Regions from separate parts of the Mus musculus genome. Here all the other regions are linked to region 3. A link is a loop called in an ENCODE intact Hi-C map of the cell type or tissue named here. Cell type or tissue: left cerebral cortex. All regions are shown on one strand.

Region 1 (8,000 bases), 460 kb before region 3:
TGGGTCGCCTCTCTGACTGCTTCCTGGGTCCTGACAAACCGGTTCCCATATCTTTGAGGGCCCTGGGACCGAGGGCCCGATGACCCGTTTTTTGGCACATCAGTTGATTGACTATCAGGTGGGGGAAGAATTCTGCCCTTTATATCCCTCACAGAGCGACACTGGTCAGCTCTATGATAACCCTTGCCACACTTAGAGCAAAGAGTGAGAGTCCCTCCCTGTTTATCTGGAGCTCTGCAATCTTTCTTAAGATGCCCAGGCTTCCTGCAGTTAAAACATGTCCTCTGATTATTTCTGCCCATGGAGCATTTTTGGGATTGAAGGATGGCAGCCGCTAAGCCTGCATTGGTGAGAGGTCCCCCAAGCTCCCGACAAACCCTGAGCCAGTCTTGTAAACCTTTGTTCTTTCTTGGGGCTATGGCTGCTCGGCACTCCTTTGTGGCTTGCTCATAGATTAGCTGTTTTATCAGAGGCGCAGCTTGCTCTGACTCTCCAAAAATACGCTCTGCTGCCTCTGTCATTCTGGCCACAAAATCTGAGAAGGATTCCTGAGGTCCCTGGATTATCTTTGTTAACTGACCAGTGGTTTCACCTGCTCGAGAGAGCGCCTTCCAGGCCCTAATAGCCGTGGAAGAAATCTGGGCATAAGCTCCCCAATGGTAGTTTGTTTGATCAGCAGAATAAGCTCCCTGACCCGTTAACAAGTCAAAAGTCCAATCTCTCTGCTCTGGAGTCAAAGCAGCTGCGTTTGCTCGGGCCTGCGCTTGTGCAGCTTCATACCAAAGAGCTCTCCATTCCATATATTTGCCCATACTAGGGAGAGCGGCTTTTACAACCGTTTGCCAATCACCAGGAGTCATAGCGTGATTCGCAAGCCTTTCCACTTGTGCTATAGTGAAATTAGCACTGACTCCATAGTTACGGACCGACTCGGCAAGCTCTTTAATCTGTATATACGCTACCGGAGCGTGGACACGCCCACCCTCGGCTCCTTCAAAGACCGGAAATGCCTGTTGTATTTTCCTTTGTTCCTCCTTTGGAATGAACGAGTCTGTGCATTGCCTCTCTGTCCATTGCCTCTCTGCGCAGGGCTGATGCACTACGCAGGGCGGGGGCTCAGCATAGGGTGGAGGTGCACTATGACCTTGAAGCTGACTGCCAGGAGGCCAAGCAGCAAGCTGGCCTTTGCCAGCCGCTTTTGGCTTTTTCCTTGACCGATTAGCTCGCATTTTATCTGGCTGGCACTTTTCTCTCTCATAACGAGCTGTTTCCTCCTCCAAGTCTGTTTCTTCAGAGAAGCTAAATTTTTTATCTGATTCAGAGCTACTAAGAACTAGCTCCCCGAGCCCATCCAGCGATGAGCACAGGCTCCTTCTCCTAGAGACCTCCGCTAATTGATCTTTCTTCTTTTCCCTTTTCCCTCTTTTCCTTCTAATCTCTCTCCAGGTATTCCTACCTGACCTTAACTTTTCCTCGGGTTCAAGACCCTTGGAAAGGCCTGTATACTTATTTTGTGCACCATGTTTTCTCTTTGCTCCTACTCTCTCTCCCCGCTTTACTTCTGATAGCTTGTCCTGAATTTCCTCTAGAATCCGCCCTGCCTTAACCACTTGATAACATGTGAAAAGGAACAAAAGGGCTTTTAACACTAGAAAAAATTCAAGGCCAAACATATTCCACTTTACTTCTGATAGACTGTCTTGAATTTCCTTAGAAAGTTCAAGATCAGACTTACCTCGTAAAGCTGTACTCACTGGTACTCTCGTTCCCCAGCTGAAAAGTTCTGAATTCATACAGTTGAATCCTTCTTAACAGTCTGCTTTACGGGAACCTTTATTACCGCGACCCGCAGTTCTGGTTCTGGAATGAGGGATCTTCCTTGCGCCAGTCCCGAGTTTTTTCTCGTCCCGGGTTTCGGCACCAATTGTTATTAGACGCGTTCTCACGACCGGCCAGGAAAGACGCAACAAACCAGAATCTTCTGCGGCAAAGCTTTATTGCTTACATCTTCAGGAGCCAGAGTGCAAGAGAGCAAGCAAGAGAGCAAGCCCGCAAATGGCGAAACCCCATCCCTTTTTAAGGAGAATTATCCTCCACCTAGGATGTATTACTCCCTGATTGGCTGCAGCCCATCGGCCCAGTTGTCATCACGGGAAAGGCAGAACACATGGTGGGAAAACTGCCCCTGCATGTGTGCAGACTATGTTTACCACTTAGAACACAGCTGTCAGTGCCATCTTATAATGGCAAATGTGAGGGCGGCTCCTCACAAGGCAGGAAATATTTAAACACAGTTATAATAAGAAACCAAGAAGAATTGTGCAGTTGAAGTCCAAATGGCTATATTTTTTTACAGCTGAGGATTTTTTTTTCTATAACATGTTCAAATTAGCTGTCTACAGTTCAGTGAGAAAGTTCAATTTACAACATTGGGATATCTATTCTTTAGGATCAAATGCTGTGAAGATCCCATTTAACTAAAGTTCTGGTAATTTTTAAGACTAGGTGTATTACATATTAGGTGTATTACATGTATGTGCATATGTATATACATATATACATGTGTGTATGTATGTGTTTTATATATATATATATATATATATGTGTGTGTGTGTGTGTGTGTGTGTGTGTGTGTTGCTTTTCTTCTTGTTGAGACCAAACCACTGACAAGAAACAATATAAGGAAAGAGACATTTATTCTTGTTTATCATCAAGCTGCATTGTTACTTCATCATGGCAAGGAAGACATGGTGATGAAAGGGCCATGTTCATGGCTTTTTAATAAGAGTTCTTATCGTTTTCCTTTTTCTCTACCTCCCATACAATTGAGACTGCACTATTATATTTGTTTATCAAACTTTAAGGCACAACAACTGGGAAGTATTACTCTTTTTTAATACTCTAAAATAATCTGACTATCTCCCAGCCAAAATCCCTGCGATACTTGCATTTTAGTACTAATCTGCTCCAGGTGTTTTCTTGGGGTCTCTTCTACCCATGACTTATCTCGACTTCCTCTCTCTTCTGCTCCTCCCCTGGCTGGGAGGAAGTCCTGCCCTATTTTCTCCCCTACCCAGACAATGACTAAGCAGCTTTCATTGACAAATCAGAATAAATGGAGAGCAAAGCTTGCACAATATTGAATTAGGTGATACTTTATAAGAATTGCAACCAGATATGGGGGCCTAGAAATCAGCATTTGAATTGCACAATGCACAATAACATTTTGCCTGCAGTAACAGGATAATGAAAAACTGACAAGGAAAGGAGTGGCTTTAGAAAGTGAAGGTTCTTTTTTGTATGTGGGGGAATCTGTCGAGATTGTCTTTTCAAGAGTCAAAACCCACCACCCACTTACCAGGCAAAGTAGAATAGAAGGATAAAGGGTTCATTTTTGTTAGAGATTTGCCACTGTTAGGGGTAATCAAGCTAAATGAGTTAATTTACTTCAAAACTTTCTATAATTACTACAACTGTCACATTTAGACCAAAAATGGAAGAGATATATAAAACTGTGGGACTCTGGTTAGCAAATAATAGGCAGGAAAAATGGCAATATGAGCAAGAGCTGACCTGGTCACACTGCATCTGCCCTCAGGAACCAGAGTGAAAAAGAAGTGGGTTAGGCTAAAGATCCCAAAGGCTTCAAACCCAATGGTGACTTTCTTCTTCCAGTGAGTCAACAACTCCTGAAGGTTCTAAAACAGCATTACCAGTGGGGACCAAGTGTTCAAACACCTGAGGCTGTTTTGAATAATCACAGTCAATGTATGTATGTATTCAGTCTTTGGAATTCGCAACTGGTTTGAAAATAACTTTCACTCATGGTGCATACACAATACAAAATAAATGATCTTCAGGCCAGTATCCCTATACTAAACAGTGTATTCACCCAGCATTTTCATTGAAATAGGTATCATATGCAATGTTGAAATGATTTAAAGCATGCAGAAGAGTATGCATAGGTTGGAGACAAATATCACATTCCATATCAGTCTTTAGCATGTGCAGATGTTGGTACTATTGACAATGAAGAATAACTATAAACATTTTTACATTTTCAGAATTTCAAATTGTACATGCATTTGTCTCTGTATAGCCATGTCCTCCTTGTTTTCTGTAGGGAATGATGTCTACCTAGGCTCTCTCACAGTGCTCATGTAAATGTCTCCACGGAGCAAACCCCTCCCTGCTGTGTTGAATAGGAATGTGCTTTAAAGTAATCACAAATCCAGACTTGCTTATTTTGTTAATCCTGCTTTGTGGGAAAAAATCATACTTTTTTTTGATCCATTCTTTCTTGATTAATCTATAGTATGTTTATGAAATAGATTTTGCCCCACCCACCTACCTAGCCACCCCAGAAGATTTTAATTTTATCTGAAGTAAAATTGTATCTCTGACAATTGAGACAAATATGCAAATACTTTTTCATTTTTGTCTCAGATTGTCTATTATCTTAATATATTTTCACTAAAGAAATAATAAGCAGGCATTCAAACATGAGTCTTAAAAGTATGCCTGTAGAGTGATATTATGAAAACTATATCCATCATGTTCCATTTCCCTTCTTTTTGAACAAAACAAGAAAGGCTTCCATTTTTATCACCCTCTATAGAATGTCTGTTAGACAAAAATGCAATGTGGGGGCAGTGTGTGCTTCCTGCAATGAGCTCTGCACTGAACACAGGAATCTTGGCTAACAGTGCTATGATGGAGTGTACAGCAATTCACCATGTATCAGGAGCTCACAGCAATACTCTATTCTGTGGTTCCCTTACCCATTATCACTTCAGACAATAAGTATTTGATACAAAGTAAAAGTGATGGGTGCAAAGTGTATTAGTTAGTGAGTGTGCTCCAAGAAAAACAGGAAAGTCAACATATTTCATGCCTGTTGAAATTATTTTATTGTATTTAAATACTCCTCACATTATGTTGCACATGGATTGCTGGATGGGAATTCTGGAAATCCGTCCTAAGAAATTAACTATTTCCATTGTATAAAATATATTATTTACTCTCCTAAATTGTGTAGTCACTGCTTTAAAATCTGTCTGGAACTTCCTGTTAAAGTCTCAATACCCCTCCCCCACTTCAGACCCCTCCGTTAAAAATGGTAAGGAAATAAGAATAGAGAGAACATGTGCAGGATTCCAAATTACTGTGTAAATGAGCATTTCTGTTTGTATTTGAAATCATGAGTTTAGGATAGAAAAATGGCTCATCTTTTCCTGGAAAAACAGCTTTATTTTTGTAGACCTCTGTTCTTTTTGGCACTTGGTTCCAGAGATACGATCTGTCTCTTGCAGTCACAATCATGTAGTTGATGGATTTGGCACAGCACTCCTGTTCATGATTCCACAATGTCAAATGTGTGACATTTTCTGTAACTGTCTCTCAAAAGCACACAGAGCTACTCAGAATTCTCAGCACCTGTGTTTCACACAAACCATCCCTATAGAATTTCTTCTGCAGCTTATGCAGCTGGGGCTTTCATGAAGACTTGACTTCAGAAAAAGTATCTTGTATTTAGAACAACTTGATACAAAATTAGTCTGTGGTTATGACAATAAATCATAAGTTTCCCATAAGACAGACAAGTACTGTATCTATTGAATTAGACTCCCAGCCCTGATAGTTATTTTATGAGTTTTAAAATTCATTTATTTTATTTATATTTTGCTTTCTTAAGATTTTTACATACAGTAGAATTATGCCACTCTCACCCTTTCTCTTTTCTCTCTAGGCCCTTCTTTCTTTTTTATTTTTTTATCAAATAATAAATGTAGGTATTTAATTTTTAAATGTATAATAAAAAGTTTCAGGAGCTATTGAAGCAGACTTGGCATTTCTGTGCTCCACTATGTTCATATAGGCCCTTCTTTCAATACTCCCACTCACAAATGGGTAGGTTTATTTCTTTCATTGTTGTTGTTGTTGTTGTTAGTGGTGGTGGTGGTGGTGGTGGTGGTGGTGGTGGTGTGTGTGTGTGTGTGTGTCTATGCATGTATGAATACATAAAGATAGCATACTAAGTCCATTTTTGTTTTATGTATGCACATGATTTCAAGCCTGACAACTTTTTTTGAACAACCTATAGGGAGGCTCATCTCTTGGAGCAGCTAGTTCTACTTTTCTCAGAAGTCATTAGTTGCCTGTAGTTATTGATTTACGAGTAAGATCCCATGAAATTTCCCTTCCATGTTAGCATGTCTATTGTTATTGCCATTGATTCATTCTTATTTATTCCATTCCTAGAAAGTCTGCTTCCAGCACACATCCTGATATTCTGCCTCTTACATGCTTTCCCCTCCCTCTTCCTCAATGTTTACTGAGCCATATACACACACACAAACTCATTAGGGTGAACTACCCATCATCTGTTGATCTTTGCATTCTTTCTATTTGTGGTTTTCTGTGATGGACTCAACATGCTAGAAAGTGAAGTTTCTTTGATCAGGGTTGGTAGCTAACCTTATCTGAGATTTAGAATAAAGATAAGAATTATTCTGGTATAGCAAAGTAACAGTAATAGATTCTTTTCTAGGAGCGTGATATTACTAGCCCTAGGAAATTGGCTGAATTCCTAATGCCACACATGATTTCCCTCTTGTTGAGTAGATCTTAAGTCCAACCATTGGTAACACTAAAATGTGAGGGCTTTTTAGTGCAACTTTATGTCCATCATTCTATGCTGATCATGCTGTGGTTCACAGATTTCACAGCTGGATAAGACTGTAAATTTCTTTTCTCTATTGCTTCATGCATAGTATTTTATGGAATCATGGAAACCAGACCACAATAACCTATTGGCTTTCAGGTTAGATTCAGGTTGTATCATCATCCATGAGTATAGTGTCCTAGGTGTGCAGTGTTTTCAGAAAAGGGTAACCTTCAATCTCTGAGAGGCAAACAAAGTTTCTTCACAGCTAAGAAAACAATCAGTCAAATAAAGAAGGAACTTCCAAAATGGCAAAAAAATTATTTGCCAGCAATACATCTGACAGAAGATTATTATCTAGAATATAAAACAGACTATTCAACAGAGTCAAGAAAACTCAGATCCAAACAGGGAGTTCTCGATCCAAGAAAAAAAAAAAGAGCTAAGAAATATTTTGAAAAGTGTTTGTCATCCATAACAATTAGGGAAATGTATATTAAGACAATTTTGACATTTCATTTTACTCCAGTCAAAATGTCTAAGATCAACAAACAGTGGACAATAGATGCTGGTGAGGTTGTAGAGTAAGAAGAACCCTTATCCACTGTTGGAAGAAATGTGGAAGTCAATGTCAATGTAGAAGACTAAATGTCTTAGTTGTGGTTTCTAATGCTGAGAAGAGACACAATGACTAAGGGAACTCTTACACGTTTAGTTGATGATGGCTTACAGGTTCAGAGGTTCAGTCGATTATTATCATGGTAGGAAACATGGTAGCATCCAGGCAGACGTGGTACTAGAAAAGGAGCTGAGAGTTCTACATCTTATTACAAAGGCAAACAGAAGAAGACTATCTTGCAGGCAGTTATGAGGAGGGTCTCAAAGCCTACCCACACATGACACACTTCCTCCGATAAGGCCACGTGTACAAGGCCATACCTCATAATAGATGTTTGGCCCTCTCACTAGGCCAAGCATATTCAAAGCAACAACAGTAAACAAAAAAGCCTAAAAGGTAAACAAGAAAAAACAAACAAACCAAAAACATCAACAACAACAACAAACTAAAACTAAATCTATGATGTAACCCAGCTAGACATCATACATCATGCTCCCCAGATTCATGTTCAGCTACATCCATTACCATTCTATTGGCAGTACAGAGAAAATGGAAACAACCTAAAAAAAATTTCCATCTTCAGATGAACAATAATAAAAATGTGGCACATGTGCACGGTGAAATAGAACAATGAAACTATGAAATTTTTAAGCAGATAGACTTAGAAAAATTTATATTGAATAAAGGTGACCCAGACCCAGAAATATAAACTCTATG
Region 2 (8,000 bases), 85 kb after region 3:
CTCCTCACTCCATCTGTCATACATACATCATATACTCACACAACAACAACAATAATAATTTTAATTATTTTGACTCTCAAAGTATATGTGTGTGTAATTAATCAAACTTCCCTCCTTGGGACCTTGAAAGGCTTTCTATTCCTATACTATATTTTTATACACAACTTTCTGGCTATGCTGTGCAGTTGTTTATTCACATGTGTGCACATGCATGTGAAACATATAGGTCAACCTCAGGTATCATTCCTGAGGAGTCATCTACTCTATTTTTGAGCTAGAATCTTTCACTGAACCTGGAGGTTGCCGAAAACCTAGTCTGGTTGTAGAAAAAGCTCCAGCAACCTGTGTCCTCCTCCCCAGCAATTGAATTACAAGGCTGTGCTACCATATCTGCCTTTTAAAATGTGGGTTCTAAGGATAAAACTAGGCCCCCACACTTGTTAGGCAAGCATTTTACCAAAAGAGTGATCTTCCCAGCACCTTGTTTGTCTCACCTTGTCAGACACGGCTGAAGAGCACCAAGCAGTACTTAGTTCATTGCTTCGTGAGAAGCTAACAGAAGCTAACACAGAATCTGAGTTAGAGGGAGTATTTCCCTTGTTACTCATCCATCTTTGCTATATCTCTGTATCTTCCAAGGTCCAAGTTTATTTATGGCTGAGAACAGAAGGACAGAGTTATAAAATGAAGGGGATTCATTTTAGCATCACTCTGCACCCCCTCCGTATACCTCTGCGTTATTAATTTATTCCACAAAGGAAGGCACAAGGCACTTTGCTAGTTTTAGGACCCAGAGTACAGATGAAATGAACTCTGTCCTTCGGATAAAATCATTGCAATAACTCAGAAGGATATTTTGCCTTGAGAACAACTTAGAAGCATAGTGAAGGTGGAGCAGAAACGTGTGGGTCAGGAATGAGCACCAAGTCTTCTGTAGATCCCATTACCCTTGGAGTCCCAGGCAGTGTGGAAGCATGGAGATAAAGCCTGATAAGCACACCATCTTCCTGACTCAGGGATGCCTAGCAAGTTTGCCTGTACACAGGCAATACTCTATATGGGCTGCACAGATAGGTTGGACCATCCTTTAGCCACATAGGCGAAGATGTAACTATGGATAAACATGAATGATACCTATTTCTCTTAAAGTTTTATCCTGCTCCCCAGATGGACTTCTTAGTGCAAAGGAACCTCCCAAGAGGGAGGCTAGGCTGAGAATCTCTCCTTGTATCGTCTGAGTCCCAAGAAAAGCAGTCTGCTGAAACAGAAATTAGATGGGCACTGAGCTATCTGTGTGTTTTTCTCAGTGTCTAAATAATGTCTTGCACTGTGATTGTTCAAAATAACCAAATTAATAAATAAGTGCATAAATAAAGAGGTGTGACATGATAAGGCTAGATGAGAGACACTCACACATAGACCACACTCCTACCATTTCTTACTATGTTGAAATTTCCACCATCGAAAAGGACTTTGTTCTAATACTTCCTTGCCTTTGAACTCAGGCACACTGAGATGTGGAGGTGCTACAACACTTGTCTTTTAAACATATGCTGAAAGTATGCTGGGAATACAGAATACACCATTTACTTTGGCCAGTCCTAAAGTGAAATATGGCTTTCTAGAAGTGAGCCAGTTGAGCTACTTACATTCCATATGAACCACAAAGCCTACTACTGAGAGTTAGTCCTCATTTTCAACTTGACTGGCCTTAGAGTCACCTGGATGGCACTCTTGTGAGTGCAGCTGTAAGGTGTTTCCAGAGATAATTAATTGAAGAGGGAGTCCCATGCTGAATGTCATCCCAGGGGGTTAAATTGTGGAATGAATAAAAAGAGCAAAAGGAATAAGCCAGCTGGGCGGGGGCATCACTCACCCCACTGCTGCTTGCTGACCTGCCCCATGGACTAAGCTGCTTAGGAGCAATGCCTTCCCCTCCAAGATAGACTGCTTCTCTGTAACAGTCAGCCACAACCAATTCTCCCGGCTTTAAGTATTTAATATAGAGCACAACTGCCCTTCAGAGGAACTTTGAACCTGTACACAAATAAGAAGACATAGGCAGGACTGTTTAGTGCTTTTAGAAAGAAAAGGAATAGGTTTTTTTTTTCTTTTTGTTTTTTTTAATGGAAAGAAGGAGGAAGTTGAGAGGGAGAGAAAGAGGGAGGGAGGAAAGAACACAGTTATAGATGTCAACGTCTATTCCAGCTTCTATGACCAGAAGTGTATTTTACAAGTTCAGAAAGCTGAACATGGTCATGCTCATGTGATCCCAGCATTTGAGAGGTACAGAAATCCAAAGCCACCATTGGCTAAGCAGAAAACTTGAGGCCAACCTGGATGACAAGATGCTATCTCAAAAAAAATTAAAAATAAAAGTCTCATAACTTACTCAGTAGTTGAAGAGAAGCTAAAGAGAGTGAAGAAGAGGAGGAGAATAAGAAGAAATAATAAAAGCAACTGAGATGGTTCAGTAAATAAGAGTACTTGAAGCCAAACCTTATGACTAAGTTCAATTCCAGGAACTTACATAGTAAAAGGAGAGAACCAACTTCCATAAGCTGTACTCTGACCTTACATGTGCACCATGGTATGTTTACACACACACACACACATACACACACAAATAAATGTAAAAGTTTTAAAAATAAAAGTGATGTCAATAATAATAGGATATAATAGGAAACACAAAAGTGAATCTAGCATGTTCATCGCTTTACTGAGGATGATGGGAGATGCTTTCCCAGCTGTGTGTCATAGGAAAAGCAAGGATTTGTGAGTCGGATATCTAGGGTTTGACTTACTCCAAAGAAGATGGACAGTTTGCATACGAAGATGACTTCTGAAGTTTCTCAGAAGTCACCATTACTAGCCTTTAAGATCACAGCCTATACACTAACAAATCTAGTTCAACTGTCCACCTTCAATAACCAATTAAAAGAGCCAAAAAATTAATAACAATAACATTGATAATAAAAGCAAAGAGAAAGAGAGGTATATTTAAACTGGCCACTTGCGAAAGAGGGATGAAGAGATCCAGTGAAACTCTCCCTCATCATCCTGAAATGAGATAAACAAATGGCTATGGACAGGCTGTCCTATGTCTTGTCAAGGTGTGGTTTCAGCCTAGTTGCAAGGGTTTCATTCTTTCAGAGAGCTAAGTTTCCAGTCCGGCTGGCATGTTTTGTTCTCCTACTGTGGGGAAATTCCCATTTCTTAGGGTTCCTGTTCCAGTGGTTTGATAGTCATAGAGAGACATGGGTATCTCTTTAGGACACCTTCAGCTCTGCCAGACACATTGCATCATGACTTATGCAGTGGTCTTTGGTTACCATCTCATTCATGAAAACCTGCTAATGAGGGGTGGAGCCTAGATCCAAACCATATGCTCCTTGACAGCAGAGTGATTAAGAACTTCCCTGGGCCAAGATGTACAAAAACAGTGTAGTGTGGCATATGAAAATGTCCTTTCGGCAGTAGAGTGCCTTTGCTCAGAATATTCTAGAAATTTAAGATTCTCTATTCCCACTAATGTTGAAAGGAAGCTCCAGGGCAAGAACTAAAATAAAATAAAACCTCTCACCCACATTACAAAGGAAATGAAGGAAAAAACTTTATGTATTTAAACAGTAAGAAGTTAACCAGTTCCCAAAGTTGAGTAAATTTGTTTCAATCTTACAAGTTTGACCAAAGATCAGTTAAATAACAAGTAAAAATTCTCTGTAGAGATTTTTAGAGATGACTAGCAGAATGCCGTATGCCACTGATACCTGTGTTTCCCTCAGGCCTAACGAGTCAAGAAGAAAACCAACCATGCTTGCCAAGTTCCCTTAATTTCCCACAGTGGAACAATGTCTGCTCAAGGAGCCTCTGTCCTGAAATGACTCAAGGCCTTCCTCCCTTGAGCAAGCACAGAAAAACATGGGGGGAGGGGACCCACATGCCAGAATCTTGCTAGCCCATCAAGGGCCTCATTATATAAACAGTAATGAAATGACTGGGGTTGATAAGTAACTAAACTTGCAGGTAAGTGTTCAAACTAATGATTTCATATATGTACACGTCTATACAAAATACACTTATCTCCCTTCCCCAGTCTATTACAAGGACAACAAGATTCTAATAAGGGCATTTCATTGTTCTAGACAGCAAACCTTCATTGGTTTTTTTTTTTTTTTTGGGGTGGGGAGGTTGTTGTTTTGTTTTGTTTTGTTTTGTTTTTAGTGTCACACAAGACAAAACCTATTGCGTTTGAAAAACAAAAGCATTTTTAGATCAAAACAGAGCAGGGACTTGCAAGATGAATAATACATACAAGTAAGGCACCCACCTCAGTTTTGTTGTGATTTATCAGCATGCAAGGGATGGGACAAAAATAAAGGGAAAACGATTCGATTGTTAAATCAAGCCTTCTCAGCTTCCTGGCTGTAGTCAATTTGCCAAAAGCCTTTTCTCTACTGTAATCCCATTTTTCAACATCTCATAACTAGAACCTGATTGATCATGTGGTCACATCCAGCCCAGACTCATTAGGCCAATTAAATCAAAGCATGTGTGCTGGAGATTCCAGCTCAGGGGCTGCTGCAGTGCCAGCAACAGCTTGGCTTGCCCACATTCCACAGGGTCTTATTTCAAGTGGTGTGATCCCCACATGGACGGTTTGATTTATTAAAGGGGACATTTTGTCACTCAGAAGGACTTCTCAGGACACTGGGTGGTGGGAGAGCAGTGAAACCAGGGCAATGTGACAAAAATAGGAGAACTTGTCACCCAAACCCGGAGGCAGCTCACACACACAGCAATGTATTTTAAGCATGAAGAAAATAGACTCTGTCTTAACAGCCTGGTTCTGTCAGAAGAGCGTCTCCCAGAGAGCCCTTCTTGGCTGTGGACTGTTCTGAGAACCTTTTTCATCTTTGTTGCCAAGGCAGCTGGGGGGAGGGGAAGCTGTGCTGGGTTTCCAAAGAATTGAGCAGCCAATACTATGAGCTTCCAGAACAGTGGGGCAGTGGCAGCCTCATCCTTAAGGAAAGGGGACTAAGAGATACAAGGAAGACTCAAGCTTGGGCAGTTTTTTAGAACCCTGACTCTGTCTGAAGAAAGCATCATGTGAGGTTCGGGTCTAATGGGTTAGGGACTAATTAATTGGCCAAAGATTTGACAAGGCTGAGGGTGGAAAGGCTCTTGGTTTTAGGGAGTATTTGGGTGTAGGAAGCAGCCCTGAAAGGTGAGCTCCCAGTCTGACTTTTAGATCCTGACAAGGAACATGGAGATGGAGGGAGGGAGCAGTGGAAGATTGTCTGTCCACGCTTCAGGGAAATGCCCTGACCTATTCACTCCTCTGTGCCCAGAGCTACAGCCTCAACACGCCTGAGTAGGAAGGATGTGTCTAAATCCACTCTGTGCTTTTGGTTTGTTTTTATCTTTGGAGAGAGAGAGAGAGAGAGAGAGAGAGAGAGAGAGAGAGAGAGAGAGAGAGAGAGAGAGAGTTTAAAATCTATTTTTGCCCAGGCATGAGTGATCATGCCTGTGTATCCTAGAGCGTGGGAGGCAGAAGGCAGGAAAGTGGCAGCTCACTTGAGATCTACATAGTGAATCCCAGCTAGGGGTCCATACTGGAATCCTGTCTCAAAAACACAAACAAAAAGATTTTCTTTGTGGCCACACAATTCAGTTCTATATTAGCTAATGAGTCACTTTTATGGACTTTTCAAAAAACTTACATACCACAGAACTTTAGAATTAAGAGCATTTTGGCCCAATATATTTGGTTACAAATGAGAGGACAGAGGTCTAGAAAATTTATTTCTCGAAAGAGATAAAGAAAGCTAAGAACTGAGCTAAAGATTTTCAGATGCAAACTTAAAGCCTTACTCAAAGGCTTCTGTGATGTGGAGGTCAGGGGTGGAGCTCTATTACAGGCATGTCCCCCAGAGCCCAGACTGCTCTCCACAACCCAATTCCTACTGGTCCTTTCCTTCTGCAGTCTTCAGCATCCCCCATCTCCTTGAGTAGTCTGATGCTTCTCACTAACACTGGACTTCAGTGGGCAATCAGATGACACTCCATCTCCACACAGCACAATGAAACTTCAGCCAGACACTTGTTCTTTCTTATCTTTCAGAAAATAAGCCATGAATTCCAGAACCGTCTCTGTGAGACAACTGGTCATCTCAGCTTGTTCTAACCCAGGGCCCCATTCATTCAGGACACCCTGGAGTGTTCAAGGAAAGTGATCTGCAAGCAGTAGGTCAGTAGGTCACACCCAGCAAGGAAACTCACCACAGGACAGACTGGAGGACACAGAAAAGTGATTCACAAAGAACCACCTCCTAGTTTCACTCTGTGAGGGTGCAAGTAGCCACACAGGACAGCAGGGGTGGGGTGGGGTGGTGAGGACCTAGAAAGGGTCCTGGTGTCATCAGCAAAGCAGGTGCTGGTGAGAAAGAGCATTGAATCAGGTCAACCAGGTGAATGACACTGGTTTCCTTTAAGGATTGTCTGATGCATATAGTATAATTTGATCAGATTCACTCCAGGTATCATCGTTTTTGTGTGTGATCCACTGAGTATAATCAGGATTTTTATGCAAGAGTATGGATGGGATGTTATTTACTGGAGCACAGCCATCTAACCAGTGGCTGCAGCACTGGAGAAAATGGCTCCTCTCCCCCTCAGAGTTCTTAACTGCCAACAGCTCCTCAGGGAGAGAAGGGTCAGGAACAGCCTTTTAAAAGATATCTATCTAGGGAGTGACTGCTGATTTTCTAAACTTCTTTTCTAATAACTGGAATGGTGTGTGTGGCAGGTGAGTTGACAGAGACTAGACTGTGAAGGCCACTGTAACAGATGGAGCATTTTAGTCAGGGTACAACCAATCTCTTCTCCCTCTGGCAAAACAAGACTACTGATTAAATGTGGTATGGCCTTCAATCTCCTGGGGTCACATGGACAGTAACAGCTCTAGAAGAACTTAGAAAAATATAAAGAAAAATTCACAATAAGCAGCTTATTCACAGCTTTGAGACATAGCGTTACTTTAATTAAAAAAAAAAACTTCTGGAAATATACTTTTGTTATATTTTGATTAATATAATATCATACCTTTTTCATCTTGGAAGTTCAAATTGGGGATAGTGTGGATATAGCTCAGCTGATAGAGTACCTAGCATGTACCAGGCCCTTAGTTCAAGTCCAAGGACCTTATAAACCAGGCACTGTGGTGCATACCTATAATCCCAATATTTGGGAAGGAAAGGAAGAAAATAAGTTCAAATTAGAATAAATGTCTGTAAAGGAAAAAGACAGTCACTATTAATTTTACAATACTCTAATAACTTTTATTTCTATTCAATATTTTCTTGATTGAGAATAGCTGGTGTCTTGAGTTGATTGTGTGTGTGTTTGTGTGTGTGTGTATGTGTGTGTGTGTGTGTGTGTGTGTGTGTGTGTGTGTGTGTGTGTGAATATGCAGACTGTACATTCAGTTTACAGTCATCAAGAACGTGAAGAGGAGTGCATCAGAGCTAAAGAGATGGTTCAGTGGTTAACATCTCTTGCTACCATTGCAGAGATGTTCAGTTCCAGGACCCATAAGGGAGACTCACAACCATCTGTAATTGCAGATCCAGGGAATTTGATGGTCACTTCTGGCCTCCTCAGGCACAAGGCACATAACTTGTACATAGACATTCATACAGCCAAAGCACTCATGCATATAATCTTTTTTTAAAAAATTAAAGGAGAAAAAAATGTACGTGAAAGACTGTGGTTTTTTAAAATAAACTTTCCTCTCTGTTGAACAGAAAAATAAACGAGATTATTTTAATCAAATCATAAAACTAATAACCATGCATTCAAACTGACATTTTTATATTATATTTTGAGAGAGGAAATCTAAAACTCTTTGTGTAGCTGAGAGTGGCCCTGAACTTCTGATCAGTCTGTCCCTACCTATCTCCTGAGTGCTCGGATAACAGATGTGTGTGCTGAGCATCAAA
Region 3 (8,000 bases):
GCAATCTGATGCCATCTTCTGATGTGTCTGAAGAGAGTGACAGTATACTCATATACATAATAAATAAATAAATAAATATCTTTTAAAAATCTTGTAATCATAATTTTTGTTTTTTTCTTTTCCCCCCATTTATATCAGTGTATGACATCAAACTTGGTAAATAATGATACTGGACAACATTCCATGGATTATACCTTAATTTACTTTTTATATTCACTGTTCAAAAGAGTAATATAATAAATACCTTTGCACACAAAGCTCTATTCACAACTTTGGATGCATTCCTAGAAGTGAAATTATTATGTCAAAAGGCCCTGGTCTTTTTGCGTAATGTTGGCTAGCATTATTAATTGTGTTTAAATTGTTCCAGTGTATACATTTCCTAAGAAGTTATACAAAAATACTTGGTATAATTTCTTATCTTAAATGTTTTTTCCAAATTGCTAACCTAAAAATTATATCTCATTTTACACTTGACTGTTCTCAAGGCTTGGTGTTTTACACCTCATACTTGTGTATATCTGCATGCTTCATGTTTCCTCATGTTTCTTGTATTTCTTTTGCTTGTAGAAAATTTATTTATAGGAAATATATTTAAAATATATTTCATATGTCAATAATATTTTACACATACATATACAGATAATCCTCGACATGTTTTCAATACAATCAATTATTTTGTTGCTATTAATTTTTCTGTAGTCAACTCTTGAGAGTTCTGCCATGTTTTAGAGCTCACGGAGTGTTTTTTGTTTTTGTCATATCACTATAGATTTTGCTAATCAGAACTGTCTACCAAGAAGCTCAGTATGGCTGTGTAGCAGACATTAAAGCCTGCTGTTCTGGCAGCCCAGCAGCCTTTTTCCACCAATGTCTTTCTGGAACTTTTGGCAAGCAGTGACTTATACCCAAGCATTGTTCTGAACTCAGCCACTTGTAGCCATCCTAAGTGGAGCTTTGAACTTACCGGAAGCTTTTTGAGAGCTATGGCTCTCTCTGAATAGAACGTTATTTCGCAGATATGGAACTAAAGTGTATCAAAAGCACCTCACCAGTCTAACAATCTTCTGGAGTAGACGTTCATGTTGCCAAAAGGCATTTTGATGAGTTAAGTATAAATAAATAAAAATATGAAATAAAAAGTGTTTAATTGAATAGGTATAGGAGCATTAGGAGAGGAAAGTAAGTTTAGTTCAAACTATGTCAAGCTGATGCCCTCTTTGGGCATCCATGGACTCTTACACTCAAGTGCACATGCATACACTTACACACAAACAGAAATAAATACTTTTTAAAATGAAGCAAAGAATAATTAGGATTCACAGCAAGCCAAATGAGTCCTCCCATCCCACCCCATGCTAAGCCTACCCAAATATGGACAAGAGGGACACTGAAAATGGAGCTCACCCTAGCCCAAACTGCCATCTATCCACAGTGAAATCTGTCAGTTGTAGCTATTTATGGATCTACTTGACCCTATAAGTGACTTTACTTCTTATACTTATTTTGCCAAAAGAGACAAATAGTCTGTAAAAGTAACTAAGAAACACAATGTGGTATAGTATAAGTGAAAAGGGGGCTTTCGAACCCAGTAATGGTAAATCAAACCCTATCAATGTCTCTGTATGGCACTGAATATGTCACTAATATCTCTTTGCTTATATCTATATCTAGACAGACAGACAGATGATAGGTAGGTAGGCAGATAGATGGATGGATAGATAGATTACTAATATATCTGCTTATCTGTAGGACGGTGCAGGGTTATCTGTGCTACTACATTCATTGGTGTTAAGAAGAGAGTAACTGAAGAAATAAACATAAAATCACATGTCATCTATAACTGTACTTAACATATGGCATGCTCATGAGCTGCCTTTGTAATTTTTCAAGTTAGGCACACAAAAAAACTATAAATGTAATTGATGAAGGGAAGAAGGACTGTGTTTTTTGTAGATGGGTGATGCTGTGGGCTGTTTAGCCCTCATTTTATTTTTCAGGAATAGCCTACATTCGTCAGTGTGATATCAACCAAAGTTTTAAGAAACAAAATTCTCTAAAGAAAAGTTGTCTGAATCTTTAAATGTACAATTGTTACCTGGAATGACTTAATTCAACAGAAGTCTATCGTTAAGCTACAACTAAGGAGTAAACAGAAAACTGATGAATATTATCTGGAAGTACTTATCTGGGGTGTGTGTGTGTGTGTGTGTGTGTGTAGTACATGCTTGCAGTATATGGTAGACACACGTAAGGGTGAGAACCACAGATGGAGAGAATTCCAATTTAACAAAAGGGTCTTCTGCCAGCTTTAGAGATGTTAGCAAATATTTCCTACACAAGATAAGTCTCAGATTTTCTTTCATCAGAAAGAACCATTAGATGATTCCTCAGGGTTACTAAGGAAATGGAGTTTTGATATTGGCTTAGGAAACATCATACTCTCCCCAAACCTTTGGCTCCATCCACACAAGCAGTGATAGAAGTCCACGGTGCTCACACAGAGTTGTATTCTTCTCCTTGGAATTTTACACTTTTTTTTTAATTAGGTATTTTCCTCATTTACATTTCCAATGCTATCCCAAAAGTCCCCTATACCCTCCCCCCCACCCACCCACCCACTCCCACTTTTTGGCCCTGGAGTTCCCCTGTACTGGGGCATATAAAGTTTGCAAGTCCAATGGGCCTCTCTTTCCAGTGATGGCCGACTAGGCCATCTTTTGATACATATGCAGCTAGAGACAAGAGCTCCGGGGTACTGGTTAGTTCATAATGTTGTTCCACCGATAGGGTTGCAGATCCCTTTAGCTCCTTTAAACATACACAGTGTTTCGTGGACAATCTCTGTCATCCTGGTCATCTTTTGTCGTTCTGTCTTTTCCATTTAAACCACCCCACTGACCTTCAGACCTCATCCAGACCTCATGGGTGTCCCAAAGAAGACAACACACGGATCCTTTAAGAGCCAGACATTTTCTATACGTCCACCTCCCCTTGGTGGGGGTAACTGAATAAAGGCTGCTATCTTCTCTGGGTCCCGCTTCAAGGATTTATTTTAAAACCTGTATCATCAAATAATAAATGCTTTAAGCTGAAGCGAATGCCTAAAATGAAAACAGAGACACCTTAAGATGCTTCATAATCTAACCAACCATTCCCTGGTAGACAGTATCCAGTTTCCTCTCCTGTCTGTACTCAGTTGGCTTCCTAAAATAGAGAGGGATAAGGACCACAGGCTTCACGTCATGAATGAGCTCCGTCTCAGCTGTGGGCTCTCCAGAAATGATTCAACACCACAGATGGAATCCACATGTGAATATCCACGTGACGACTGACTAGCAAGATTTCAATGAAACCAGAGAACATTTTTTTTTTCTTTAGCTCAAGTATATTTGGCCAGTGTAGGTTGGGGGAAGGCCTGGAATCACTGGAATCACAGTGAACAATTGAGATATTGAAGGCAAAGAAACAAAAAAAAATCCATGGAAAGACCTTCTAAGCAATGAGGGTAGGCTTTTTGGAAGCATTGGTCTGTTTGTTTCCAGGTTTGGTTTGTATTTGTTCTTTTTAAAGCCAAGGAGCTTTCTAAATTTCTTCAAAGGATAGTTTTGCATTGGGCATTTTATTAGGGGCTTTTTCTCTCAGAAAGAACCCTCAGTAGAAACCACCCTGGGAGAAAAAGCTACAAAGGCAGGATTATGGAAGCCCAAGAAATAAATAAATAAAACCAAGAAAACAGAAGTGGAGCCACAGCTAAAACAGGTGTTTTACATTTCAGACTGGAGGCAAATCAGTCCAGAAGCAGGAAAGTATGGCTCCACTGCCACGTGCTGTGAACCTTGTGTCTTGGATGGAGCTTAAACCAACTACTCAAAGAGATCCAAGGCTGTCACAGAAACCCACACTGTAGTAGGAAAGAAAACAGCCAGCTCAGGTGCCATCATAGCCTCCTTTAAAGAATCCACGAGGTGTCTGGGACATACAGAGAGACCTGGGGGAGAGACAACTTTACTCTCTGGCTCTTGGAGTCACTATACATGCAGCTGTGATCAGGCTAAACTCTGAAATCCCAGAATCAACTGGCAAAGCAGATCCCCAGAACCCATATAAGAAAACCATATAAAATGGGTGTAGAGTGTACATTTTTTACTTCAGCAGTGAATGGTGAAAGGAGATATAGTGGAAGGTAGATACCCAGCTCACTGAACAATTAGTTTTGCCTACTTGGAAATTACTAGACAAATGAGTGCTCCCATCTCAAGCAAAAAGCAGAAGGCACCTGAGAAAGGACATCCAAGCAAGCACACTCATTCGGATTTGGTTGCCAGTGCACCAGCCCTGTGGGCTGCTGTTTCCTTATCCATCCAGAGAGAATCCTAGACCTCTAGTCTGTCACAGAGAGCAGATGACTCAACATCTTCAATCATTTTCTCTAGCAAGGCAAAACCTCTCAAGTTAGTGTTTTATAAGCATGGACAGACAGTTTCCATTCTGGTCCTTATCAAAACACTGCCATTCCTTTGATAACAGTTATGAAATCATCTCTCAGAACTTGGGTATCTTTAAAGAGGTTTTTTTTTTTTTTTTTTTTTTTTAATGCAAGCTGCCCCGTTCTCCCTCCCCCGCTTCACCAAGATTCAATTAACGGGAGGAGGAATGTGGTGGTTTTTAACAAGTTCTTCTAAGCCAAACTGCTTAGAGACATACATTAGGCTGCCTTTAGTAATGGGAAAAAATTATCTCACCATGACTGGACTTTCTCACCTCCAAAAGAGGATTCCTATCTGTCACCTGGACAGCCAAGATTGATTTTTCTAATTAAGCAGGCATTTGTACTGGCACAGGGAGCCACAGAATTCTTCCCTACTGTATCTTCCCAACATATTCCTGTTTGTGTTCATTTTCCATCCTGTTTAAAGCTCCCTAGTGTTGAACCGGGAGGGGTCAGGAACTCACTCTATGAAAACACCCATTAAAATCTCTGGCTGCTTTCAGAAAGAAATGTGTCAACACAGGCAAAGGAAAGAAAACATGTGATAGAAATCTCTTTGGACTGGGCTTGGCTCCCACGTGGACAGAATTTGCCTTCACCAGTTCCCACACACTGTCCCCCACCCCCGGGTCTGCTCTGCTCCATCTGGGTCTGCCCTGCTCTGCTTCTCAGGGTCTGCCAATGCAGATGGCTGTAGGAAGCAGGCTGTTAGCACTTTGAAAGGCTATGTGGCACTTTCTGCCTTTTAAAAAGGTACAAGAAGCTCTTGTGCAGCCTTCAGTGATGAGACCGGCTTGTGGTGTAATTCAGTTTACTTAAGGGAACAATTTGGAGCCCTGAAGAGCAAAGCCCAGTTCTGGCCCCACAGTGCTGGGTCATGTGGCCTCATGACTTTCTTTCAGTGGGAGACACTAGAGGATAAAACTGAAATCAGTAAGAAAAGCTGGCATCTTTTTTAGTTTGTTCCTGGTACATCCATTACCTAATATTTTATTTAAAAGCTCAGTCCCTGCACTAAATGAACGGGCTAATCTCAATTTAGGAGTTGGCCTGCCCTCACATGATGACAGCTAACTGTTAACTGTCTTTAAAAAATAGAGGAAAGAAAAAATTAAAAAGAAACAAAGAGGAAGAGAAGAAGAAATGGCTAAGGGTAATTTAAGGGTTGTGTAAACTTATTAAAGGAACAATTGTTTCAAAGACAAAGGATAGCCTTAAGGGCTGGGTTGGGGATTAGTTGGTAGAATACTTGATTAGCATACACAAATCCCTGGATTCTGTCCACAGCACCACACACAGTGTGGTGGCCAAAGTCAGTAGTCTCAGAACTCAGGCAGTAAAGGCAGGAGGAGCAGAAGTTCAAGGTTACATAGGAAGTTTGAGGTCAGACAGGTATACTTCAGACCCTAACCAATTAAAACAATCAAAATTAAAAAAAATTCTTTCAGATACTGTCCCTTACATTCATTTGGCAGTGGCAGCTCTTAGTAGGTACTGGAAGCCAAAGTTGTCCTAGTAGGCTACACAGCTGCAACACTCAGACTCAAGGTTGAACTCTAAGCTCTTCCCTGAAGTCTCTCCCCTTCCTGATTCTCTCTTCCCCTGGAACCCTGTATCTAATCGCTTGTCTTGCTCCATGAAGTACATTTGTAGTTAAGTCAGAATAATTTGCTGTCTTTCACTTTGGAGGATCATTGCAATACCTTCTTCTCTGCATGTCCAACCTGTCCACTCCTTTATAGTCAGAGAAAAAGTAGCTTTCGTATTATCTTAGGCACTCTTAATTAAATTCTGTCATTTCACACTCTGAGACTCTAGTAGTTTCCAGTGAAATACTACCAAGTGGTATACTACCAAGATACCAATATCCCCTCAACAGGCCTTTCTAGACTCTCTCACATCAGGAGGTTGGTACCTTCCAAATGATGACAAAAAGATGCTTCAGTTAAACACTTTAACTAGAGGTTGCATTGTTTGATTTATTTTGTTTTGAGGCAGGGTCTCATGTACCCTAGATTAGCCTCAAACTCACTACTATATAATCCATACTTACCCTGAACTTCTAATCATTCTGCATCCATATCTCAGGTCTGGGACTACAGGTATCCATCTACAAAATTAGTTTATGAATTGCAGGGCCTTTTGCATGCTAGTCCACCACTCTATCAACTGATCCATAGCTCCAGCCTATGTTTAATATGTTTCTCATTATGTTCTTAAATTATCCGCTATACTTATTGGTAGTATTTCCTCATAAAATTCAGTTTTAGTAAAATTGCTTTTAAATTTAGTTAACAAGAGCCCATCAACTCTCTGGTCTCTTATATCAGATCACCTTTATTATCTGAGTATCACTGATACCTGATCAGATTGATGCCCTCAGCATTCCTGAAAAAGCATCTAATTGCTGGGACTGCCCTCAGTAAGATTGCTTTTAGGTAGGTTTAGTTCCAGTGTTCTTCCCCTTAATGTTATTTTTTAGTAATCTTCTATTCTCTGACCCTCACCATATTTTCCTTACTATAAATTTCTAGGTGGGGCCATGGATCTAGAAGTTGAGCCCTTTGTATTTTTTCTTTTTCTGCAAAACAGATATTGCAATGGTTCATGTAGCTGTGGTAATGGCACCGAATGAAGTCACTCTTACTATGTTTAACCCAGTCTCACAACCCTGTCCTTTACATAGGTCTTTAGAAATGGTATCAGACTTGTGTTCATATCTCTTGATGACTAGATATCACAACTATCATTTTCTGGGTGGAACATTTAGCATACTGGGAGACAGCTGTAAAACACAGCCACTTAGTTGCTGTTTTGTTGCTGTAATAAAATGCCCTGCAGGGAACAACTGAAGGGAGACAGGGTTTATTTTGTTTCATAGTTCTGAAGGGATATACTCCATCATGACAGAGAATACAGGGCATCAGGCAGAAGAGGCATGGTGGCAGGAGCAGGAGAAGTTTGTCACATTACATTCATAGTCAAATAACAGAGTAAATGAGAGAAGCCCAGCTATAATGCTTCACAGACCCCACCCAGTGACCCTCTTCTTACAGCAAGACTATGTCCTCTAGGTTTTACCAACTTTCCAAATAGCACAACCATCTAGGGGCCAACTGTTCAAAGACATGAGGCTGTGGGAGATATTTTACATGCAAACCATAACACCTGTATTAAGAAACATTCCCTCAGATCTGACCATATTGAACCTCACTCTTCCTTCAAATGTATACTATCCTTGTCATGTCTCTGTCTACTTTTAACTCATTGCATAAGCCTCAGCAAAGCATCCTGGTTGTCCCCATTTTGCACCAAACACACACAGATGCAAATATACATATACCTATATGCATATATACACACCTATAAACAAGCACATAGATATACAAAAATATGTATACACAAATGCATATATACATACGAATACTTGTGGATATACACAATACATAAACACATATGTACACATATATATATATATGCACATATATATAAACATACATTCAGACAG

Evidence for each region. A loop is a pair of places that touch in the nucleus more often than their neighbours do. Peaks named below come from ENCODE experiments on the same cell type or tissue, not always from the same donor. Only the 100,000 strongest peaks of a DNase experiment are listed, where the experiment ranks them.
Region 1: it touches region 3 in a loop (4-fold over the local background); 2 of 42 quality-filtered maps call a loop at or near these places.
Region 2: it touches region 3 in a loop (4-fold over the local background); 4 of 42 quality-filtered maps call a loop at or near these places.

The regions. Positions count from the first base shown.
Region 1 is chr3:21,015,821-21,023,820 of GRCm38, forward strand. No RefSeq gene overlaps it. Among named protein-coding and RNA genes, the nearest start is that of Gm31552, 200 kb to the left of the region's middle. In left cerebral cortex, no CTCF peak of the experiment used is centred here; DNase peaks (open chromatin) are centred at 2,286, 4,194, 4,678 and 5,335; H3K27ac peaks cover 1,918 bases.
Region 2 is chr3:21,559,745-21,567,744 of GRCm38, forward strand. No RefSeq gene overlaps it. Among named protein-coding and RNA genes, the nearest start is that of Gm31610, 74 kb to the left of the region's middle. In left cerebral cortex, no CTCF peak of the experiment used is centred here; DNase peaks (open chromatin) are centred at 682, 3,381, 3,855, 4,842 and 1 more place; H3K27ac peaks cover 2,439 bases.
Region 3 is chr3:21,474,261-21,482,260 of GRCm38, forward strand. All of the region lies in intron 1 of Gm31610 (a long non-coding RNA gene), which reads right to left. Among named protein-coding and RNA genes, the nearest start is that of Gm31610, 11 kb to the right of the region's middle. In left cerebral cortex, no CTCF peak of the experiment used is centred here; DNase peaks (open chromatin) are centred at 3,294, 4,384 and 5,129; H3K27ac peaks cover 2,268 bases.